2 separate regions of the Homo sapiens genome follow, and region 1 is linked to region 2. A link is a loop called in an ENCODE intact Hi-C map of the cell type or tissue named here. Cell type or tissue: heart right ventricle. All regions are shown on one strand. Links, peaks and the distances in the headings refer to the core of each region. The heading gives the core; the rest is flanking DNA.

The links. A loop is a pair of places that touch in the nucleus more often than their neighbours do. Peaks named below come from ENCODE experiments on the same cell type or tissue, not always from the same donor. Only the 100,000 strongest peaks of a DNase experiment are listed, where the experiment ranks them.
Region 1: a loop joins it to region 2, with 2.5 times the contacts of the local background. A loop is called at or near these places in 47 of 110 quality-filtered maps.

The regions. Positions count from the first base shown.
Region 1 is chr1:31,950,180-31,962,443 of GRCh38, reverse strand. No RefSeq gene overlaps it. Among named protein-coding and RNA genes, the nearest start is that of PTP4A2, 18 kb to the right of the region's middle. RefSeq lists enhancers at 5,864-6,423, 6,011-6,618, 5,848-6,625, 6,626-7,402, 7,552-7,621 and 3 more. In heart right ventricle, for the core only: a CTCF peak has its summit at 6,211 (motif pointing right); DNase peaks (open chromatin) are centred at 4,681, 6,233 and 7,593; H3K27ac peaks cover 5,778 bases.
Region 2 is chr1:31,657,813-31,670,076 of GRCh38, reverse strand. COL16A1 (collagen type XVI alpha 1 chain) reads left to right here. Exons shown (of 71, transcript NM_001856.4): 50 at 1,222-1,275; 51 at 1,859-1,912; 52 at 2,449-2,502; 53 at 3,996-4,040; 54 at 4,142-4,195; 55 at 4,459-4,494; 56 at 4,843-4,905; 57 at 7,419-7,490; 58 at 7,690-7,743; 59 at 8,373-8,417; 60 at 8,619-8,663; 61 at 8,958-9,011; 62 at 9,439-9,492; 63 at 11,113-11,163; 1 more. It overlaps PEF1-AS1 (PEF1 and COL16A1 antisense RNA 1), which reads right to left. Exons shown (of 6, transcript NR_184313.1): 6 at 9,908-10,423. LOC101929444 (a long non-coding RNA gene) reads right to left here and starts at 273. Exons shown (of 2, transcript XR_001737631.2): 1 at 1-273. RefSeq lists enhancers at 2,120-2,657, 3,198-3,736, 3,737-4,276, 10,886-11,387 and a silencer at 11,818-12,056. In heart right ventricle, for the core only: a CTCF peak has its summit at 6,074 (motif pointing left); a DNase peak (open chromatin) is centred at 6,056; H3K27ac peaks cover 1,142 bases.

The sequences.
Region 1 (12,264 bases), core at 2,495-10,494, 290 kb before region 2:
CTGCAATCCCAGCTATTCCGGAGACTGAGGTGGGAGAATTCCTTGAACTCGGGGGGCGGAGGTTGCAGTGAGCTGTGATCCTGCCACTGCCCTCCAGCCTGGGTGACAGAGTGAGACTGTCTCAAAAAAAAAATTGGTACAAATGAGATGAAAAAGGTGCTGATGGGGAGAGGGGTTGTCCCTTTAAGCCTCTTTTCTGGTCTCTCGGCTGGGACCAACCAGGGGATGCTCTGGGCTTGGACATAGCCCCTCTTCTGTGCTCAGCACACACAGGTGATATGGATTCTCTGTGCCCAGCACTCTGCTAAGCTCTGATTTCCACCTTCTCTCATTCAGTCTGATAAGATAGGCATTATTATTCTTATTTTACAGAGGGCCAAGCCAGTCCAGTGAATCCAGCTGTTCTGGCCAAGGTGACACAGCTAACAAATGTATGTTTGGGTCTTGATTCAGGGACCCAGGTTCTTTGTCAGCACAGTGAACAAAACTGCTTAGCTGCAGACCTCTTCCTAGGACAGTTGTCTAAGAACCTTTTGGTTACAAGCAAAAACAAAAGATCAAAAAACCACTAGAACTATTTTAAGTTAAAAAAAAACAGGGTGGAGGATAACGGTGAGAAGGAATTAGAGAAACCCAGAGAAATCTCATCGAACCCAGGAGAAGAAGTAATTAGTCTCATGAGGAATGAGGAAGCAGTGCTCTCTCTCTTTCTGTTTCTTTCTGTCTGGGAAATCATGGCCTCCAGCCTCTGCTTCTATAAGTACGTCTTCGTTATTCTCTACCCTGTATCTACCAAAAAAATACAAAAATTAGCTGTGCGTGGTGGTGCGTGCCTGTAGTCCCAGATACTCGGGAGGGTGAGGCAGGAAAATCGCTTGAACCCAGGAGGTGGAGGTTGCAGTGAGCTGAGCTCGCGCTACTGCACTCCAGCCTGGGTGACAGAGTGAGACTCTGTCTCAAAACAACAACAACAACAACAACAACAACAAAAACCTATAAGGAACCTGTCTAGCTCTTTCTATCTCTCAGACCTTTTTCTGTGTTTGCCTCATTCCTAGGTAGGCCTTTTCCTCATGGTGGTAAATGGCTACTAGCAGCTCTATCTGGGCTTATGTTCTCGTGAATTGGCTTCCTCAGTGGAAAGCAAATTTCCCCGTTCCAATAGTTCCAGCTCTGATTGTCCTTGATTGAGTCATAAGTCCATCCTGAACCCATCACTAAGGCCAGAGGATAGGTGTCTCTGACTGGTGAGCCCTTGGTCAGATGACCATTCCCAAGCTGAGGTGGGTCAGCCACATTGAGTAGAGGAGGGACAGTTCTCCAAAGGAAAAATGGGATGCCATTAACAGAGACTCCAGAACCTACGAAACAGTGGATTGAGATTTATACCAAGAACCTCCAAGGATATGTTAAAGATCATGGTGGAGGGTGAAGAGATGCCTTTCACTCTTGTATTCCATACACATTATTAAGAGTTCTATGTGTACTCAGCACTGCTTGGCTCAGGGGATGAAATAGGGAATCAGACAGACAAAGGTCGTTGCTCTCACAGAGCCTAACTTCCAAGGAGCATGCCAACAAATAAATGTTTCTTGAATATCTACTACGGACAAAACAGTGTTCCAACCCCATTTCTTCCCCTTTGCACATATAAAGAGAGATAAAATGTGGCCTTTCACTCAAGAAGTTTAAAATATACCACGGCAGATAAAATAGTAGTAAATAATAACAGGCTTTGGGAGGCTGAGGTGAGAGGATTGCTTGAGCTCAGGAGTTTGAGACCAGCCTGGGCAACATAGTAAGACCCCATCTTTACAAAAAATAAAAAAATTAGCCGGGTGTGGTAGTGCATGGCTGTGGTTCCAGCTACTTGGTAGGCTGAGGTGGGAGGATTGCTTGAGCCCAGGGGGTCAAGGCTGCAATGAGCTGATTTGTGCCATTGCACTCCAGCCTGGGCCGTAGAGTGAAACCTTGTCTCAAAAAATAATCATAATAAATGGTAAATGCCCACAGTTATACAAGTGTTTTGGGAGAGAGGGCTGGAATGAGGAGGAATACTACTGCTAATGGCAGTAATAATAAAAGTGGCTGACATCCATTCAGGGCTTACTGGGTGCCAGGCACTGTGCTAAGAACTTTCTGAACAGCATCTCATTTTATCCTAGTAACAACTCTATGAGGTAAGTAGCCCATTTTACAGAGTAAGGAAGGAACTGAGGCTCAGAGAAGAGAAGTGACTTGCTTAAAGAGCACACAGCTGGGAGTTGCAGACTCAGCAGCTGAACCTTGGTTTGTCTGGCCTCAGCGCCCATAACTTTTAGTTATTACATAATCTTGGGCCTGGAAAGAAGGGCGGGAGGTGTTGGGCCAGGAAATGTGGACATGTAGTAAATCTGGGGGGCAAGGAGTCAGCAGGAATAGGTTTTGTTCTTCTTGCTCTGCAGAGGGCTTCCTCTGCTTCTCCATACACATGGCAGAAAGTGGCTGTCTCCAGCTTTGAGTCCTATGCCTAAACCTGACTCTCTGGCACCAACTGCAAACTGGCAGCCCTATAGGCCAAATATGATGTAAAAAAAATATTCTTAGCCTGTGGCATTTACAAAAATGAATTAGTGCCCCAAATTCAAAAATTGGGAAATCTCACACAAAAATCTGGAAAATCAGAATATCTGACAAGTCTGGGCCCATATTCCCATGGCAACCATCTGCTAGAGCAGAGACGCAGCTGCTACCTTTAGCCGAGGCACACGCTTTCCATTTGCCACAATTGCCGCCATTCCCCATTGTCTCTCACTGGGCTGTTTCACTCATTGTCATTACTATTGTGACCCCTGGGAGTGTTTGAACTAGAGTCACTATGTCCCACTTTCAGAGTCCCAAGAGATATAATTCAGCCCAGTGTGGGTCAGATGGGCACCCCTGGTTCAAAACACTGTGGCAATAGCAGGGCAGGCGTCAGCAAGGTCAGCGAGAGTGTAGGGGGACCTCTTCAGCAAGGCCTATGGGCAACTGTGGGGTCTGGGGAAAGGGAGTCTAGATGGGCAGATACTTGAAAGGAGTTTAGTACCAAGGGGGAAGAGATTGAGGCTGAGAGCCCCCTTATGAGACATGTAATAATAGGCCTGTGTGGTGGCTCACACCTGTTATCCCAGCACTTTGGGAGGCTGAGGTAGGAGAATTGCTGAAGCCCAGGAGATCAAGACCAGCTTGGGCAATGGGGTGAAACCCCATCTCTACAAAAAATACAAAAATTAGCCAGGCATAGGGGCACGTGCCTGTAGTCCCAGCCGGTTGGTTGGCTGAGGTGGGAGAATCTGAGCCTGAGGTGGGAGAATCATCTGAGCCTGGGAAGTCAAGGCTGCAGTGAGCCATGATCGTGCCACTGCACTCCAGCCTGGGCGTTGGGAGTGAGACCCTGTCTCAAGAAAAACAAAAAACAGGCCGGATGCAGTGGCTCACACCTCTAATCCCAGCACTCAAGGAGGTCGAGGTGGGCAGATCACCTGAGGTCGGGAGTTCTAGACTAGCCTGGCCAGCATGGCAAAACCTCGTCTCTACTAAAAATACAAAAATTAGCTGGGTGTGGTGGCGCACATCTGTAATTCCAGCTACTCGGGTGGCTGAGATACAAGAATGGCTTGAACCCAGGAGGCAGAGCTTGCAGTGAGGCGAGATCACACCAGTGCACTCCAGCCTGGGCAACAGAGCAAGACTCTGTCTCAAAAAAAAAAAAAAAAAAAAAAGAACAACCACCACCACCAAAAAATGTATCAATCCAGGCTTCAGGTCATGATGAGGGCCTAAATTGAAGCAGAAACAGTGGAGACAGGCCAGGTTTGGTGGCTCACGCCTGTAATCCCAGCACTTTGGGAAACCGAGGCAGGAGGCTCACTTGAGCCCAGGAGTTCAAGACCAGCCTGGGCAACATGGCGAAAACCCATCTTTATAAAAAACACAAAAATTAGCCAGGAATGGTGGCAAGTACCTGTAGTCCCAGCTACTTGGAAGGCTGGGGTGGGAGGATCACCTGAGCCCAGGAGGCTGAGGCTGCAGTGAGCTGTGATTGTGCCACTGCACTCCAGCCTGAGTGACAGAGCAAGACGAAAGAAAGAAAGAAGGAAGGAAGGAAGGAAGGAAGGAGAAGGGAAGCGAAGGGAAGAAAGAAAGAAAGGAAGGGAAGGGAAGAAAGAAAGAAAGAAAAAAGAAAGAAAGAAAGAAAAGAAAGAAAAAGAGAAACAGTGGAGACAGAGGGGAGAGGGGAGGTTTATTTATAAGATGTTAAGAACATGGTGATTGGTGGGCTGGGCTGGGCAGAAGCAAGAGTGACATTTGAGCTTCTGGCTTGGGGAACAGGGTAAAAGGTGGTGTCATTCATCAAGATTGGGAACCTAGGAGGAGCAGGTTTGGGGGAAGATATAGAGTTCAGTTTTGGCCTCGTTGAGCTTGCTGTATGTGGCAGCGTGCAAGTGGAGCTGCTTGACAGGTGGGTGGCTCTTGGGGGGAAGATCTGTGGTTGAGATACAGTCTGGGAATTCATCAGCAAAGAAGTAGAGGTTGAAGACACAGGCACAGCTTAAAAGTGGGAGGGAGCGTGAGGGGTAGAAAGGGAAGAGGGCTAAGAGCAGAACTATGAGAAGTGACATTTAAGGGCTGGAATGTTGCCAGCAACCAAGGAAGAGAGAAGGAGGAGAAGAACCGGGGTCTGTGGCCTCACAGAAGCTCAGGAAGGAGAGTTAAGAAAGAAAGTGGTCAGGGTGAGGCATGGTGGCTCATGCCTGCAATCCCAGCACTTTGGGAGGCTGAGGTAGGAGGATCACTTGAGGCCAGGAGATTGAGACCAGCCTGGCAACATAGGGAGACCCCGTTTCTATTTAAAAAAATTAAATACAAGCCCGGGCGCGGTGGCTCATGCCTGTAATCCCAGCACTTTGGGAGGCCGAGGTGGGCAGATCATCTGAGGTCAGGACTTTGAGACCAGCCTGACCAACATGGAGAAACCCCGTCTCTACTAAAAATACAAACTTAGCTGGGTGTGGCGGCACATGCCTGTAGTCCCAGCTACTTGGGAGGCTGAGGCAGGAGAATCACTTGAACCCGGGAGGTGGAGGTTGCAGTGAGCAGAGATCGCGCCATTGCACTCCAGCCTGGGCAACAAGAATGAAACAACATCTCAAAAAAAAAAAAATAAACAAATAAGTATGAAAGAAAAGAAGCCAGGCACGGTGGCTCACACCTGTAATCCCAACACTTTGGGAGGCCGAGGTGGGTGGATCACTTGAGGTCAGGAGTTTGAGACCAGCCTGGTCAACATGGTGCAACATCGTCTCTACTAAAAGTACAAAAATTAGCCGGCGTGGTGGTGGGCGCCTGTAATTTTAGCTACCCAGGAGGCTGAGACAGGAGAATTGCTTGAACCCGGGAGGTGGAGGTTGCCGCAAGCTGTGATCTCGCCACTGTACTCCAGCCTGGGCGACAGAGTGAGACTCCCTCTCAAAAAAACAAAACAGGCTGGGCACGGTGGCTCACGCCTATAATCCCAGCACTTTGGGAGGCTGAGGTGGGTGGATCACCTGAGGTCAGGAGTTCGAGACCAGCCTGTCCAGCATGGTGAAACCCTGTCTCTACTAAAAATACAAAAATTAGCCGGGTGTGGTGGCACATGCGCCTGTAATCCCAGCTACTCAGGAGGCTGAGGCAGGAGAATCACTTGAACCTGGGAGGCGGATGTTGCAGTGAGCCGAGATCACGCCAGTACACTCCAGCCTGGACAACAAGAGTGAAACTCCGTCTCAGAAAAAAAAAAAAAGAAAGAAAGAAAGTGGTCGACAGCGCTGACTGTTTAGAAGAGGCAAGTAGGAAAGGCCTGGAAAAAGTCTTTGGATTTGGTGATGAAAAGATCATCACTGAGTGTGATGACAGACAGTTCAGTGGCTGGGCAGAAGTCAAATGACAGGGACTGAGAAATGAGTGGACAGTGAGAATGGGAGTCAGGGTTTCGACTCTCCTGAGGCCTGGGATACGGAGGGAAGGAGAGAGTTTGTCCAAAGGCAAAAAGTTTGTGTCAAACAAGATTCCAGAGAAAGGCCTGGCTGCTGTTGAGAGACCCAGGAGTAGCTAAGGCCTTATTCTGGGTTCAGGAGGGCCTGGGAAGATGCTGTCTTGTTTGTGAACCTGAAGTGAAAGCTCACCAGAGGGGCCAGCAGAGGGAACTGCCCTGCGAGAAGGCCCCAGCTTTGCGGCTGGGTTTTCCCCACTCTGCATCTAGTTTCCTTGATCCACTGATTATCTTGGGCTGGTTTTGCTGAATGACTCAGGAGCTTGAGCAAGCTTTGCTACTCAGTTTCACAGCTCTGGGGGAGGGGAAGTTGGATTCCTTTCTGATAGCTGGGAAACAGTCATTAGATATTGAAGGAAGAAGGACAATTGGGCCCCAGCTTCAGAGAGAGAGAGAAAAAAATGGCTCTCCAAGCCTTTATTTATTTATTTATTTATTTATTTATTTATGAGATGGAGTTTCGCTCTTGTTGCCCAGGCTGGAGTACAATGGCGCAATCTCGGCTCACGGCAATCGCTGCCTCCTGGGTTCAAGCGATTCTCCTGCCTCAGCCTCCTAAATAGCTGGGATTACAGGCATGTGCCACCATACCTGGCTAATTTTGTATTTTTAGTAGAGACAGGGTTTCTCCATGTTGGTCAGGCTGGTCTCGAACTCTTGACCTCAGGCGATCTGCCCACCTCGGCCTCCCAAAGTGCTGGGATTACAGGCATGAGCCACCATGCCCGGCTCCTTTATTCTTAATAAAAATAACAATATCTAACAGTTATTGAGTGCTTTTACCATTGCCAGGCAATGTTCTATGGGCCTCCCGGCTTTATCTCTGGGGTTGACTACTTGTTATTATCCTTGTTTGACGTAGGGAGTTGAGAGTTAGGTGAAATGACTTGCCTGGGGTATCCAGCCAGTCACTGGAAGAGCTAAGACTTGACTGCCAAAAGCCCATGTCCTTAACCACTGTGCAACACCGCACCTCTTAGGACCTCTCTAGGTGACCCAGTAAGGCCTGTGGGATTGAGGAGGGGCCTCCCAAATGAAGATCCTGGGCAAATGGCTGGAAAACAAAATCCTTAAAAAGAAGCTTCTCCCCTGCTAGGATTTCTGCTGAGAAGGAAGGGACAAGATCCCCTGAGCTTGTTCTGAGGCTCCTTATCACCTGAGACCCCCTTCTGTGATTCCTTTCCCCCACTTCAGCTTAGATAAAGGGCCTATTCACAGCCTCCCTGAGCTGTGTCTGGAAGCTGGCCCTGGCAGCAGCTAGTGGTTTGTCCCCTGTCCTGGCTCCTTCCTCCCTGCCTGCCTCCCCTGCCTCTGATTTGACACCTGGTATCTCTTTCCCGTGTCCCTGAGCTCAGGGCATGTGAGGCCCAGGCAGGCACAGTATCACTTTCTTCCTGAACTGTCCCTGAAGCAGGGATAATTTTGTATGCTGTCTGCCCCCTACTCTGTTGTCAGTGCACACTTCCAAGGGTTCCTGTGGAATCCAGGCTCCCGTAAACACCCAAAGAGGAGGAAGTGAGCCAAGCACTAAGCCTGTGATTGCATCAGGACTGACGCACTCTCTGCCTTTTCCCCTACCTCGGTCTCCAGGGGAGCCACGTGGGCAGGCCACTGGGTCAGGCCCAAGCCCTCTCCGCTTCATTTGGCTGAGGGGAAAAGGGGGATGCTATGGAAGGAACACAGACCTCCAGCAGCACCTCCTTGGCCTGGAAGGGAAGTAGCCAACACATTTGAAAGCTGAAGAGAAGGCAAAGGTGGGGTGGCCTGAGGAAAGGGTCTGAAAAGGCTGGGAAGTAAAGTTTTTGGTGTGTCAACTAAGTGCCAGGTTCTCTATACATGTAACACTATTAACAATAGGTCGGGTACAGTGGCTAACATCTGTAATTCCAGCACTTAGGGAGGCAGAGGTGGGAGGATGGCTTGAGGCCAGGAGTTTGACACCAGCCTGGAAAGAAAAAAAGAGAGAAATTTTTAAAAATAATAATAACAATAATAATATCTGACTATGAGGCTCTCGATCAGGAATTCCATTTCTATACTTAAAAGCAACTACCATAGGGGCCAGGCGTGGTGGCTCATGCCTGTAATCCCAGCACTTTAGGAGGTTGAGGTGAGTGGATCACCTGAGGTCAGGAGTTCGAGATCAGCCTGGCCAACATGGTGAAATCCCGTCTCTACTAAAAATACAAAAAATTAGCTGGGTGTGGTGGCACATGCCTGTAGTCCCAGCTACTCGGGAGGCTGAAGCATGAGAATTGCTTGAACCCGGAAGGCGGAGCTTGCAAAAGACCGGGCGCAGTGGCTCACACCTGTAATCCCAGCACTTTGGGAGGCTTAGGCGGGTGGATCACCTGAGGTCAGGAGTTCGAGACCAGCCTGGCCAACATAGTGAAACCCCGTCTCTACTAAAAATACAAAAAATTAGCCAGGCATTATAGTGGGCGCCTGTAATCCCAGCTGCTAGGGAGGCTAAGGCAGGAGAATCACTTGATCCTGGGAGGCACAGGTTGCAGTGAGTACAATGGTCATGCCATTGTACTCCAGCTTAGGCAACAAGAGTGAAACTCCAAAAACTCCATCTCAAAAGCAAACAAACAAAAAAGCAGCTACTGGCCGGGCTCAGTGGCTTACGCCTGTAATCCCAGCACTTTGGGAGGCTGAGGTGGGGAGATCCCCTGAGGTCAGGAGTTCAAGACCAGCCTGGCCAACATGATGAAACCCCGTCTCTACTAAAAATACAAAAATTAGCCGGACGCGGTGGCGCGCGCCTATAGTCCCAGCTACTGAGGATGCTAAGACTGGAGAATCACTTGAAACTGGGAAGTGGAGGTTGCAGTGAGCCGAGATCATGCCACTGCACTCCAGCCTGGGTGACAGAGTAAGACTCTGTCACACACACACACACACACACACACACAAAAGCAGCTATCATTTTATTGTATGCTGGTGCTATGCGGTTTACATACATATATTCTCTTATCTAAGTCTAGAAACACCCTTATGAGTTATGATTACCCTTTTACAAAGTAAGGAAACTGAGACTCAGAGAGGTGAAAGTTCAGAATTCTCCCAGTCACTCAGCTGGGCATTGGAGAGTTAGGGTGTGGTGGATCTAGGTCTGTCTTCTCTTTGCTTCATCATTATGTATTAATGAATGTCATTTTCTCAGTAAGAGTAATGCAGTTACTATTAGCTTTGACTTACAATGGGGAAACTGAGGCTTGGGAAAGTGAGCAGACTTGCCTGAGGACAGAGTACAAGTCTCAACACGTCTCACCCTTAATTTTGATGCCCTTATGCTGAGCTCTTATGGGCTTGCCAGAATGTTCATAAGAGTCCTTGTCAATGCAGCTGAGGCTTCACACAGTTTCCCAGCTCCCCACGAGGTGACAGAACCAGCACCTGCCTCAGTGAAGTCACTTCTCATCCTAGCTTGTGATCATCTCCTCTGTACTCCTGGCTCTCTGGGGGCCAATTCCAGCTCTTCACAATCATCTCTGTGTATCTGCTAGTGTCTGACCCAGAACAGGGGTTGTTGTTTTGTTTGTTTGTTTGTTTTTGAGACAGAGTCTTGCCCAGAAGGTGTGCAGGCTGAAAAGCTAAGAGGCTCAGAAGCCCCAGACTTTTGGATGTCATCAACAGATAAAAGTTTTAAAAATGAGGAGGGAGACCCAGATATGGTAGCTAGCTTTTAGTCTGGCTAAATAAGAGCATTAAAACTCTCAGCCAGGCTGGAGTGCAGTGGCGCAATCATAGTGATCATAACTCGCTGCAACCTCCACCTCCCAGGTTCAAGCGAGTCTCATGCCTCAGCCTCCCGAGTAGCTGGACTTACAGGCATGCACCACCATGCCCAGCTAATTTTTGTATTTTTAGTAGAGACAGGGTTTTACCATGATGGGCAGGCTGGTCTTAAACTCCTGGCCTCAAGGGATCCACCTGCCTCGGCCTCCCACAGTGTTGGGATTACAGGCGTGAGCCACCGGCCTCCAGGGGTGGTTTGAATGAAAAACATAAAAAGGGATTCCTTGAGGAGCTGAGATTTGAACCTAGGTCTGTTGGGCTCCACCTGAGCCATTTCCACTTCCTCTGCCTGCTGTTGGCCTCCCTCCCCTAGAGACGCCTAGATGTGCAGGCTGAAAAGCTGGGGCAAGGCAGCATGCAAGCTGATTTAGAATCCTTCCCCTCCCCTCACCTTTCTTTTTTCAGAAGCCAAGGAGAAACATGAAAACTCAAATGTGCCCTGAACCAGTCTCAACCCTGAAGTTAAGGAATGCAAAAGGTGAGGAGTCACCATGGTAACCGCAGTGGCAGGTGTGTTGGTGAATCCTTTGTTTCTGCAGCATCGGCAGGCAAGGCCTGCCCAGTGCCTGTCTGAGGGTTTGTGCTATCTGGCTACAGGGCAGCTGCATTTCATTCATTTCTCTTAATGGGACATTATGGGAGACTTTTGCTTTTCATTGCCTCCATTTTCTTATAAGTGGAAGGGGAGGGGAAAAAACCATTTTGCTTCCCTTCCCACCCACTCAGAGAAATGCCCGAAAAACACCAGCATTCCCATCAGAGGCTCTGCTGCCGCTGGTCATGAAACCCCATCATCACTTAAATTGCTCTATTTTAAAGGTTTGTGAAAACTGCACCAAATTGATTTTTCTCATATCACTTCTATCTGTTATTTCTGTGGTCTCTCTTCTTCTTCATTGCTACATTTCCCCGGAGCAGGGGAGCAAATCTATATGGAAACTCGAGGTACTCTTATGTGGTTTGGGAACCAAAAAATAAAAGTGTTTTAGAGGCTATCAGATTGTTGTCTTTCTGTTACTTACTCATGGACTTATGTATTTATTTTTACCCTGGGTCTGTTGGAAAGCATTTGGCTCACAGATTCTGAACTTAATTTAGCTTCAGGCCTTAATCACCGTTGAGCAGAGAATTTTATAATCACTGGGATGGAAAGAATCTTAGATGTCATCTGGCTCAGAAGTCCCCAGACTTTTGGATGTCATCAACAGTTAAAAGTTTTAAAAATGAGAAGGGAGACTCAGATATGGTTGCTAGCTTTTAGTTCGGCTAAATAAGGACATTAGAAAAAACACAACTATCATGTAGTACCACCGCTGTTTCATAAAAGAAAGCACATTCTAATATGAAAAAAGGTAGGAAGGAATGGTATACATTCTTAGAATAAAATACTGTTCCTTAAACAATACATTTAGGCCAGGCGCGGTGGCTCACGCCTGTAATCCCAGCACTTTGGGAGGCCAAGGCGGGCAGATCACGAGGTCAGGAGATCGAGACCATCCTGGCTAACACAGTGAAACCCCGTCTCTACTAAAAATAAAAAAAAATTAGCCAGGCGTGGTGGCGGGTGCCTGTAGTCCCAGCTGCTCCAGAGGCTGAGTCAGGAGAATGGCGTGAACCCGGGAGGCCGAGCTTGCAGTAAGCCCAGATCGCGCCACTGCACTCCAGCCTGGGCGACAGAGCGAGACTCCATCTCAAAAAAAAAAAAAAAACCAATACATTTAGTAAATAATTCACCCTTTTATACATATTTTTTTCCTTTTTCCACATACTAGCACCAGTCTGAGAACAGACGTTCGAGAACCATTCATCTTCTTTACTATCCCTGCCAGTATTTCTTGGAGATGGTATCTTGGCCTCTGCTTGGATACCTTTGGTAGCTGGAGCACTCACTACCTTCCCTCTTTGGATAATTCAAGCTATTACTTCTATTACTTCTTCTTCTTTTTTTTTTTTTTTTCTCTTTTTGAGATGGAGTCTTGCTCTGTTGCCAGGCTGGAGTGCAGTGGCACGATCTCAGCTCACTGCAACCTCCGCCTCCCGGGTTCAAGCCATTCCCCTGCCTCAGCCTCCTGAGTAGCTGGGACTACAGGTGCAAGCCACCATGCCTGGCTAATTTTTCTTTTTTCTTTTGTATTTTAGTACAGATGGGGTTTCACCATGTTGGCCAAGATGGTCTCGATCTCCTGACCTCATGATCCGCCCACCTCGGCCTCCCAAAATGCTGGGATTACAGGTGTGAGCCACCACGCCTTGCCTCAAGCTATTACTTCTTTCTCATAGCCCTTTCCTTTCCTTCCTTCTTCAGGCGGGTTAGATGTCCGTTTTATGTGTTCCCTTATTTCCCCTGCAGGCAGTTACCACTTTATTTATTTATTTATTTATTTATTTAATTTATTTATTTCAGA
Region 2 (12,264 bases), core at 2,548-10,547:
CTGCTTGGCAGGGCTGTCCAGAGGCACCCAGGGATTTAAAGGCAGCCCTTCCTGCGCCTTTTCCGTCGTCCTAGAGGAAACTCTCAGCTGCCTCCTCTTCGCTTCCTCTTCCTTGGCTCCAGTCCCAGTCTGCTCCAAGGCGGGGCATGTGATATCAGCCAGTTGGGTTTCTGGGTGTCGTGCGGCCCTGCCCCTCTGTGCCCGGCACCTTGGCCGGCTCCTTCTGCCAGGTGTCGTTAATTGCTCTGCCTTCGTCATCGTCACAGGTGTGTTTACATCACCCCCAGCCTCATTGTTGCTCCCTCCTGGGTCACGGAAACTAACCTCCTGTTTGTCAGGTTTTGTGTTCCTGGGGCCTGGCTCCTCTCCTCCCAGGCCTGGTGATGGAGGCTCAGGGAGCAGGGCCCCTCCTCGTCACAGTTCCATCTGTCCCCACGTCCTCATCTGTGGCCGGGCCTTGTCTGTTTCTGCTTGCTTGGGTGAAGGGGCCATCTGTCCGTCTAGCCATCTGTCTTATGTCATGGAAAGGTTTGGGCGTCATCTCTTGAGGGGATGAGGGAGAAGGGGGCAGGAAAGGTGCCCTTAATGGCATGGCACCTGCAAAGGCTGGGGTAAGGAATTAGGGGTGGGGGCTGTAGCTCTCGTGGAAAGTGACATGCCCTCTCACCCTACAAAGTGACAGGGACTGCTCTGGAGGCAGCCTTCCTGTGTCTCTCCCCTGCCTCCCTCCAAGAAAGTGATTTTTGCTTGGGGTGGGGGACTTGGACAGGTAAGTGTTGGGTATCTGATGATATGATACACTTTGGTGGCAGCATCCATCTGGGGTACCTCTCCTGACAGTTGCCCCTCAGAATAAGCACACATCTGATCCATCACCTTCCTAAAGGTGTACGCCAGTCAGTTACCATGGCAGGGCATACCAGCGACGGGCACCTGAGAGATACCCTCCCAGAGTCACCTCTGCTGGAGGGCATATCTCTATAGTTATCTATCTTGAAGGGTATCCTCCTGAGAGGCACCCATATGTGGGGTTCACACCTCCACCAGTCATCCTGCTGGAGCACACCCATTACGGGTCACCTTCTAGGGACACTACGAGAGCCACTATGGCCTCCATATTTGCCTGGAGTGGGAACAGAAGGCAGTGGGGCAGGGGGAAGGAGTCAGGGGCTGGGTGGGGACCGCCGGCTCCTGCAGTTTCTCATGATTTTTCTCTCCAAGGGCCTTCAAGGAGAGCGAGGTCTCACGGGCCTGACTGGAGACAAGGGGGAGCCGGTAAGAAGAAGCTGGCAGGGGCTGGAAAGGGCTGGAAAGGGAGGAAGAGCTGGGGAGGCAGAGCTTGAGCTCTGAAGGGTGGCTGCTGAGTGGAAGCTGGGAGGTGGACTCCTTGAGACTCTCTGCCCTTCTGCCGGGATTCCCTCAGTGTGAGGTTTCCACACTCCCCCAGGAGCAAAGGAGGCCGATCTCCATGTGCCCTGACTCCCTGCCAGAAGCATGCACAGCCCCTGTCCTCCAGCAGCGTCCCTGGGGGCTCCCCTCCCTCCCTCGGCTGTTGTCACTCAGCATCCCAGCCCACCCCCTCTTCCCTGGTCCTCATGCCTGCTCTGGGCTCCCTGCTCCGGCTCAGCTCTCAGGGTCTGGGCCAGGCTGGGGTTCGCCTCCCCAGCCCAGGTCTGTGGTGGTGGTCACGACCGAGGGGACCTGGGGCTTGGGGAGATGGCCCAGTGTGCAATGCTGGGGCAGGCTGGCACCTGCTAGATGGCAGCCCCAGAGGTTTTAGCTTTGGCCATCCTCTTACCCAGCGAGGGGAGAACAGAAATGTTGGGGGGCTATCCATCATGTCTGCCTTTCTTTGCAGGGTCCTCCAGGGCAACCAGGTTACCCAGGTGCCACGGGCCCCCCAGGACTGCCTGTGAGTAAGGGGACCCTTGCTGGGGAGTGGGTGCCAGGTACCAGAGGTTTGGGCTGGTGGTCAGGACACAGCCAGGCTGGGCAACCCTCGGCGGGCTCCCCATTACCGGGCATTTCAGCCTCCTCCTTTGCCTAAAGTCCATGCAGCCCCCTCTCCCCACTGTAGGCCCCCTTGGCAGTGTGGATTGGTCCCACCACTCTGCTCAGGCCTGACTCTCAGAGCACTCTGCCAGGCCCAGACACAGCAAGAACTGAGATCTGCCTCCTGGGGGTGAGGGGTTTGGGAGATTGGAGAGACAGCTTAGAGGTGCCACCCCCACAGAAGCTGCTGGGTGGGTGTGTCCTCCTTTCCACTGGGGGCTTGGGGGGCACGGTGGCAGATGGGAGGCACGGCAGCTTTGGAGCACCCAGCGGTCCTCCCAGTGCCATTCCCCCAGAGCCAGTCTGGGTGCCAGCTGCAGTCTCCGCTCCTCGCATTAGTGCCGTGACGGACTAATTCTGTGGGGCTAATTCCACTGTCTCTTTGCCACTTGTCAGGGCATCAAGGGGGAGCGTGGCTACACCGGGTCAGCGGGAGAGAAAGGAGAGCCGGTGAGTCCCAGCGGCGTGGGGCTGGATGCAGGGCTGCACGTGGAGCCACACAGTCTCGGGCTGGAGACTTGGCAGCAGCCTGTGAAGGGGAGGATCGTGACCCCTGCTGCCCCCCTGCCCCCAAGCCTGCAGCACAGGCTGGGTGCTGTGGAGGTGGAGGCTGTGAGGAGAATCCCCGCAGGGCTGCCAAGGGGAGGGTGCCAGGAGGCAGCCGCAGAAGCACTCCTCCGCCTCCTACAAAGGAGGACCTGGGATTATAGACCCCCAGTGGACCCCAGCTCCCCAGAGCCACCCTCCAGAGCCAAGGCCTGCCAGGCCCCACGTTGAGCACAGGAGTTGGGCTGTGACCAGATGAGGACACTGGGGCCCCCAGAGTGACAAAGCTGAGACTCACCCAGGCTCCTGAAGCTAGTGAGTGAGGTAGTGGTGGAACCTGGGCTTGAACACACATCTATCTGGTGACAAACCTCACAAACCTCAGATCTAGGATCAGCCAAACTGGGACTGCAGCCTTACAGATTCACCAGTTTCAGTGAGGCCCCAGTGGGATTCAGCAAACTCCATCAGGCATTTACTCAGTAATAGATATTTCTCAGGGGCCTGTGGGGTGCCAGGCTCCCCTCTGAGGATGTCTCCATGAACAGAGCGCAGTTGCCCTCTTGCCCTGCCGTGGGGGAGGGAGCTGCCAGATGAATAAACAAGTGCCTAGGAACGATGAGGACTGGGACTCATGGAGGAAATGGGACAGGGGAAGGGGCTGGAGAGGTGTTTGGGCACCATCGAAGCGGAGGGGCAGGAAGGCCTCTCTGAGCAGGTGGCATATGAGCTGAGAGCTGACTAGCAGGAGGGAGGGATCCCTGTGGCTGTCTGTACTGGGGAATTCCAGAGGGAGAGGCTGGGTGGGGCACTGCAGGAACAGCTTCCAGCCATCAGATGATTTGGCAAGGGTTCAGGGGACCTAGGAAGGGGGGAAGGGGGCATTCTAGGTAGAAGAGAAAGCTGTGCTAAGGGTGCAAAGGCCTGGGGGTGTGAGGGTATAGAGTGTGTCAGAGAACAGCAGTCTGACTGAGCAAGGCGGAAGATGAGAAGGAGAGAGGGAGGAGAAGTGGGAAGGGGTGGCTGGTGCCAGATCACAGGCTGCCTCAAAGACCAGCGTTGGTGGAAAGTGTGCGCCCCACTCAGAGGCAGAGGGAGCCGCATAAGGTGTTTGAGCAAGAGAGTGACATAATCAGAGCTATGCTGGAGGAGAAGAGGGCAGCCATTTGCTGGCTGGCTTGCAGTGAGCCAGGAGGTGGCAGGACGAGTTAGGAGGCTGGTTCAGTAGCTCGGGCAAGAGCAGGGAAGCCTGAGCAGATCAGGCAGAGGGGGCCTGCCAGCCCAGGGGCCTCCCAGCACATGCCACCTCTGTTCTGGGCAGTCCCCTGTCACATCCCCCTACCTCATCCTTCACCTCCCCAGGAGGAGTGACTGATTCTGTTCCTTTGTATCCTTAGGGCCCCCCAGGATCTGAAGGCCTCCCAGGCCCCCCAGGCCCAGCGGTGAGTGAAGGAGGGCATGGGGAGATGTGGTCCTGGTCTTGTCCTGGGGTCTGAGGGCAGGAAGATTAGGTTTCGGCTGCATTGTTCTCTGTGGGTGACAGGGTCCCAGAGGAGAGCGAGGACCCCAAGGTAACTCCGGTGAGAAGGGCGACCAGGTGAGTGACGACTGGGACCTGGCTGCAGGGAGGCAGGGAAGGAGCTGGGTCCCTGGTGATCACCAGCTCTAGTCTCCCCACCCTACCTGTCCTTGGGTTGTGACCTACCTCATGCCCAGAGCCTCACCTGCCAGCCATGGTGGGCAGAGGGGAGGGCAAAGCCCATGGGTTTGAGGGTGCCCCCCCCGTCACTCTTTCCACCTGGGCAGCCAGGCAGGAGAGAGGGGGTGGCACAGCACACTGCCCCTTGCTTCTCACCCTAGGGATTTCAAGGCCAGCCAGGCTTTCCGGGCCCACCGGTGAGTGAAGAAGACACAAAGCCAGCTCTGTCTGATGTGGTCTCATCGGGAGGGGCAGGCCTGACCAGGCCAGGCTGGGGTAGGATGGTCCTGGGGAGAAGAGGGGAGAGGCAGGGGAGAACGGCCTGGGTGGCCAGGCCTGATTCCAGGAACCAGGACCTGGAGAGCCCAGCCTCTTGTGTGGGCCCCAGCCCAGCAGGCCAGGCAGACGTAATGCTCCCAAGTGGTGCTTCTAGGAAGTCAAAATGAATTGCATTAACAACAGTGCATCATGCACAGGAAGAATAAAGAAGGGGAGCTCCCCCTCCAGCCCCACTTTCATTCCTGCCTGCCCCTTTGTTGATACAGGGTCCCCCTGGATTCCCAGGCAAAGTTGGATCACCTGGCCCACCTGGCCCTCAAGCAGAGAAGGTGAGCAGGACCCTGGGTTGGCAAAGTCACAGATCTGAGCCATGCAGCTCCCATGCCCCTGTCCCACCCCTAGCATCAGGCTTTCAGGAAATTCCAAGACTGACCCAGTTGCACTGAGGCTGGGAAAAGAGGCCTCCAGGATGGGCCCAGTGACTACTGGAGGCCGACAGGGCTTGCAGTGGACCAGTGGGCTCCTCGGGATGTCTGCTTGGCCCAGGATGCCTGCGGCCTCTGTGCAGCCCAGGCCCTTGTCTGCTGTGATGGGGGGAAAGGCAGGGAGGTAGGTGGGGAGGAGGCAGGGGGTCTGATGGAGGAGTAGAATGTGATAGGCAGCCCAGGCCACCTTCGTCTCCTGGGCGGGAGGATGAGCGAGGAGCTGAGAGAAGGGGGAAGCACGTCCTGAAGGAGGACACCAACGTGGAAGGGGAATGGGCTCCTCCTGGGTAGCCGTGCTCCAGTTGTCCCCAAGGGCCCAGAGAGGGCAGGGGTGGCCCGTGTCCTGCCTGGTGACAAGGGTTGGGGGAGCAGCAGTTGGCGGAGCTCCTATGCTGGCTGCTCTTGACTTTGGCTTGATAAATGCTGGAGACATGGCTCTGCCTTGGCTTGGGGCTGACATCCCTGTCTCGGCCCAACCTCTGGGCTCCCTAGATGTGCTGAGTGGGTGGTGTAAGAAGCCCGAAGATTGACTTCTGAGCTTGGGGTCGGGGGACCTGGGTTCAGAGGGACAGGTGGGAGCCTCTTTCCCCTGAGCCTTGTGGAGAGCCTCTTTCCCCTGAGAGCACACGCATGAACGTCTCACTGTGCAGGTGAGGAAACTGACACCCACAAGGCTTGGGGCAGCCCAGAGGCACACAGTGGTGTTAGCAGCAGAGCTGAGACTTCCTTCCCAGCTCCAGGAGGACCCGGGCACCTCACTACCTCCCCAGAGCCCATGCTGATCAGCCATGCTTGGGACAGTGGTGGTTGCTAGCCCCCTTCCCCTTCCCCTTCCCCTTCCCCTTCCCCTTCCCCTTCCTTCCCCTCCCCAGGACCTGAGTGGCAGCCCCTGCTCTCCTTAGGCTGGTCATTGCAGAGAATCCCAAACCTCTGGCCAGTGGTTCTTCATCCCAACTGCCAGTGGGGGCCAACATTGGTTGGGGCTCTGCTGACCCCTCCTGGTGGCTGGTGGCATTACAGAGCCCCCGAGTTCATTTTCCCCTTTGCTGGGTCTCTCTAGCGGGATTCCTTCCCTTGACCACCCTACAGCCACTGATCCAGGGCAGCCACCCTCTCCACACTGGGAGAATGCAGCCACCTTCCCCGCTATGCTGCTTGCCTCCCCCCGCCTTTTCTGGTAAACATTCCAATCCATGCATCAGTTCTCATCACTCTTCTGCTTTGAACATTCAATGGCTCCCCAGTGCCTGTAGCAGGGGTTTTCAGACTTTATTTTGTAGTCCCAGAGTCTTTTTATCACATAAAAGCAAATGTAAAAACCTCAATCTATAAAACAAATACAAGCGGAGATTCCCTGGCTAAGACAACGGTGGGGGTCCTAGAGTCCCTCTCTTCAGTCCCCACTTCATGCCCCCAGCTTCTAGGCTCCCCCAGAAGCCCCAGTGCTCTGAGAAGTACAGCTTAAAAACCACTGACTGTTCGATAAAGTTTAGCACAGCGTTCAGGGCCCCCACTCATCATGGTGACTCTTCCAGCCTCTTCTGCCTGCCAGCCCATCCCACAGGCTCCCCCAGATGCCCTGGCCAGGCCAGGCATGTGCCCACTTGCAAGTCTTTATCCTTCTCTTAGGTTCCCTCTGGCATGCACTTTTCTCCTCCACCTGCCCAATCCCAGACATCCTCAGAGTCTAGCATCTGGTGACACTTCTGTGACACTTTCCCTGATCCCCAGCCAGAGGGAACTGCTCCCCGCTCCTGAGCTCCCTGAGCCCCTTTCCACACAGAACACTTAGACTGTTGTATTGCCCCTGGTTGTGTTGGGCCCATGACCCTCACTGGACTGTGAGCTCCTTGAGGACAGGGGCACCCACTTTTTCATCTTGGGGAATCAGAGCCCACATGGTGCTGCGTGCGCTGTTGAGGCCTCTGTGCAGCCCGGGCCCATGTCTGCTGGGATGGGGGGAAAGGTAGGGAGGTAGGTGGGGAGGAGGCAGGGGGTCTGATGGAGTAGAATACAACAGGCAGCTTTCACAGTGGATTGAAGCTGTGCTTTCAGTTCAGCACATGCTACTGAGCCCCTGCCATGCCAGCCCCTGGGTCAGCACTGGAGAAGATGCCCTGTCCCTTCCTCATGGGGCAGCAAGGAAAGGGGATGCTTTGCAGATGAAGACAGATCCTCCTGGGGAGGCGACGTGTGGCACATATGCAGTTAGACAGGGACAGATTGGGCCCAGAAGCCAGCTGTCCTGTTTCCAGCAGTCACCAGGACCCTTGACCCAGGGCCTGGTCTCCATGGGTGGGGCAAAGCCCTGCTGACTTTATTGTGGGGCGGGGGGGGGGGGCGGCGCTGGTTTCCAGGGCAGCGAAGGGATTCGAGGCCCATCAGGCCTGCCTGGCTCCCCTGGGCCACCGGGACCTCCTGGGATTCAGGTGAGTGTGTGCCCTTTCAGCGTGGCAGACGTGTGCGATGCATGCGCATGTGTGTGGTGCATGTGTGTGTGTGCACCTGTGTGTGTGTGCTGAGGTGGGAGTCAGGGGAGGGGTGGAGAGAATTGAGGGGTTGGGCCAGGCCTCCCACCTCCTAGGGCTCCCGCACCAGCATGTAGAAATGCCTCTTTCCTGTTTCCAGGGCCCCGCCGGTCTGGATGGTTTGGATGGGAAGGACGGCAAGCCTGGCTTGAGGGTGAGATGATGGGCTGGGAGGGCGGGCACCCCTTCCTCTCCTTTTTGCCAGAGGAGCCAAAGTCAAGGGAACCCTGATGGAAAGAACCGAAGTATCCCCGTCTTTGTCAGGGGGCACCCATGCCCTCCCTCGGTCTGTCTCCCTCTACCCCAGCTCCCCGATGGCACCACAGCCCCTTGGCTTCCCAGTTCTCCTAGTGGCCTTAAGCAGGTTAGGCGAGCTAGGTCTCACCAAAGGCAGGATGGTGAAGGCATGATGTATGCAGAAACTCAAGACAGCTGAGGAAACCAGGCTGGGCTTCAGGAAGAATGAGGGTGTGGACATGGAAGGACTTGAGCAAGCCCTGGCTCCTGGGGTTTTGCTGGGGAATCTGAAAGGGCTGGGGCCACAGGACAGGGTAGAACATCAAAGTCAACCCCCTTATATATCCCAAAGAAGGAAAGCTAAGGCCCGGAGAGGGGCTGGAAGTCACTGAGGATCCACAGCCAGTCAGAGGCTGAGCCAGGCTTGGATTCTTCCCTCCATCTTAGGATAGCTGGGGAGGGCTGGAGAGAGGGGAGGACAGAGGTATGAGTTGGATACAAGCTGGGCAAAACTCTTGTCTCAATCCTCCTCGTCTCTTTCCCTAGGGGGACCCTGGTCCTGCTGGCCCCCCTGGACTCATGGGACCACCGGTAAGTTGAGCTGCAGGAAGGAGTTGGAAGCTGCGAAGTTGCAGCTTCTGCCTGGGTGGCTGCAACAGCTCAAATCCAGATCCTCCGTGGACCGTGTTATGACTTTGGATTGGTTTGAATTGTTTGAACTGAGGAAGGAGGAGTGGGAAGAGGCCCCCAGCTGACATGAGGGACATGAGAACTCCCTGCTTTTTCTTTCAGGGCTTTAAGGGGAAAACAGGACATCCTGGCCTCCCAGGACCTAAGGTAAGGGCTGGTGACCTCTGCCAAGCAGGTTATCTCTGCTCTCCTGAAGGCTTGCCCCCAGGCATACATGGCAGCCTATCCTGGGCAGAGAGGCCATCCCAGCATCAGAGCCTCCTGGGGCCACTGGTGCCTGGCAGACTGGGTCAGGGCTTCTCTGTCTACCAGCTGGAGGGCATCAGAGGGCCTCTGGCCAAAGCTGGGGCAGGTGGCAGGGTCCCTCTGATGTGAGGTTGACTTGGGGTAGGGATGTCAAGTGAAGGTCTGGTAAGCTCCAGCTGCTCCTCTCTCTTCTAGGGTGACTGTGGCAAACCAGGTCCCCCTGGCAGCACTGGCCGGCCTGGCGCAGAGGTGAGGGCCAGGGATCCACATGGCTGCCTTCAGTTTGCCTTCAGACTCTGCAGAGTCTGGGATGCAGCCGCTTCTTCCTGCTCACTGGCAAAGTGGCTGCTTTCTGTCCTCAGCCTTCTGGGAGGGGTGTCACCCAACACTGCACGTCTTGAACTTTCTCCCTCCTATTAAGGGTTGTAACTGGTTCTGCTCCCTGGAGGTTACTGGGTCACCAACCTAAAAAGGCAGGGCCTGGCCTGCTCAGGCTGAGGATCCGCCTTCTCTACCTAACTCTCCGGGAAACTTGGGTCTGGAGGCTGGGAATTGGCCCAGCTCCTTTGGCCATTGGCATTACCATGTATTCTGCCCAGCCCCCTCCCATCCGACAGCCACATGGTGCAAGCAAGTCAGTTTCAGTGTCATTTTTTCCTTTTTCTGGCTCCTGCAGGGTGAACCTGGTGCCATGGGACCCCAGGGAAGACCCGGTCCCCCGGGACACGTTGTGAGTTGAACCACTTTTGTCTCTGTCTCCATAAGAGTTAGCATTTTGGCGGGGTGGTTGGTGGTGCATAGGCTGTCATGACCTGAGAGAACTTGCCATAGGGGCTGCCCCAGCCGTGGGAGCACGGGGGCCACTCCTTCTGTGGTTTCCAGGCTTTTCGTTATTTTCTTATTTTCTGGGCACATTCAAGTTCACTTATCAGATGGAGGTCATTCAGTCAACAAATAATTGTGGAGCCCCTGTGCCATGCCAGGCTTGGGGGACTTGCTGATGAGCTGGATTGGGGTTGGGGAGACAGAGTGACAGAAAGAGAAGAACCAGGGGTGACTCCTGCATTTGACTTGGGCAACTGGGTAAATAGGTGGTGTGTTTCCCAAGATGGGGTGACTTGGAGAGGACATTTATCAAGCAACAATGAATTTCCTGTCTACTTTACTCATCACTAACATAGATGACTGCCAGGCAGTGCCTTTGATCAGTGTGACGGCACTGAGCTGATGGGACTCCAGAGAAAAGCGAAGATACTGGCATTTTGTTGCAGCCCTGTTGTGGCTGGCTGCATAATAATTTCCAGGAGGCTTTCGGAAATGTTAAAAATAGTTCATGACCAAAAAAAAAAAAAAAAAAAAAGAACTCTCAGGCCCCCATCACTATTTTTATGCATCTCAAGGGGTCCAGAGGCCCTGGATTGGGAATGCCATATCAAGCCTGGTTCCCCCTCACATTACAGATGACACGGGGAGGTGCACTCAGAAGCGTGGCCCCATTGGAGACTCAGTAGGGCTGAGGTTGAGGGGGTGCAGGGTTCCGCCTCTCTCTTCCGTGTGTCCAGCCCCTTCGTCTTGCAGTGTGGCAGTCTCTGTGCTGGACACTTCCACCCCAGGAGACTGGAGATGAATAGAACAGAGGCTATGGCTCTGGAACGTGCCACCTGGGGGTGTTGAGGGAAGCACTATAAGAGAGACCCAAGTGCCCCGGGGGTTCAGAGAAGGTGTCACTCTGATCAGGGAGGTGATCTTTTGCACCACAGAGGCATGGATGTAGGCATCAGAGCTAGGGAAGGGCATTTCAGACGCAGCCCTAGTGCAGCAGCAGGGACTGTCTGGGTGTTGGAGTCCCGTGCGCTCCAGTGTTGGCCAGCAAGTGTTAGCTCCTTGTCACTATGGATGTCGGGGTCAGTGCCAAGCCCCTGCCCCTCACCCCCTGCTACACGGACCCCCAGCTTCTGGTCTTCCCTCCTCCATAGAACAGCAGGAAGTAGACTGCCTTTAGGGAAGCAAGGGTCTCAGTAGCCACCTAGGCCAGGGAGTAACTCCCCCAGGCCTTTGTCCTCTGCACTTGGCCTCTGGCCACGGCTTTCAGATCATCCCCCTCAGCACAGCCCCAGATGCTCCACTCAGCCTGGGTTGGAGGGAGGGTCCTGTGTGCCCAGGACCCCCAGGCCTCAGCTCTGGGCGCAAATCTTGTCCGAAGCTCAAGTGCAAGACCAGAGCGAAGGAAGGTTTCCAGAGGAAATGGAGCTGCTGAAGTTTAGAGCTTGTTTCTGCTGTCAGGCCCTGTGCCTCCCAGGGGTCTTACTATTAGAACCTGTTTCTATCCCACTGACTCATCTCTCTTTAGGGGCCACCAGGGCCTCCAGGCCAGCCAGGACCAGCTGGGATCTCTGCAGTGGTGAGTAACATGCTCCACTCCTTCCTCCCTCCCAGGAGTTTTGCCCTGCTTGACTGTGGGCTCCATTCAGAGGAAGCTGGGGGGATGGAGAACAGTTTGTCTCATCCCCTCCTTCCCTGGTGTCAGCCTCTCCTGCCTCCAAAGATCTCGCCTTCCAGGATGTGGCAGAGGGCTTTGGAGAGGGCTGGAGGTCATCTCAGAGTCCTGCTGCAAGTTCAGGCAGTGCCACCTCTCCCTGTAGTCCCTGGCACACGATGGGGTGTCTGTCTCTGGCTATATGGGAGTCCACTTTGCCTGCTTTCCTCCCCTCTCACTGTCCCCCTTCCTATTCTCTAGGGTCTGAAAGGAGACCGAGGAGCCACCGGAGAAAGGGGCCTTGCAGGCCTCCCAGGCCAGCCCGGCCCCCCTGGACACCCTGGCCCCCCAGTAAGATCCCACATTCTACAGCATAGCCCAGGGGGAAAGAGTCAATTGGCTCAAGGCCTGTTGAGCACAGCACAACATATCTGGGGTCTCTAAGGAAGGAGAGGCTGTCAGCATGGCAGGATGGCAGCGTGGCGTTCGGGCCTGAGGATCATGCTGAATTTGGAAGGATAGGCCCTGCAGTGCTGTGCCAGGCTGCACATGAGGTCACTGCCCATGACGGTGCCTCAGCATCAACCTTCTGCAGACCCCTTGGCTACGTGTCCCTGTTCTGCCTCTTCCCCTTCCCCAGGGGAGCTTGTCAGTAACCACAGAAAATCTTGCTAAATGTCAGGAACCAGAAATGCAGTGCTGTTACTGTAACTTCCTGAGGTCCTCGGAAACCAGGACTTGGTCTCAGCTCACGTTTAACACTAAGAGCGCTGATATATCGGTCACCGATGTGTGCCGAATGGTGGACTAAGTGCTTGCTGTGCATTTTATCTTAATCTGTGCCGCAGCCCCATTTAGTGGATCTGATTGTCCCCATTTTACAGATGAGGAAACGGGGGCTCCGCAAGGTTAGGCAGGTTGCTCGGAGTCACATAGCTAGTGAGTGGAAGAGCTCTGACTTGATCCCAGCCTGCCTGATTCCAGAACTCATGTCCTTAGCCACTCTGCAAATCTACCTCTCTCAAA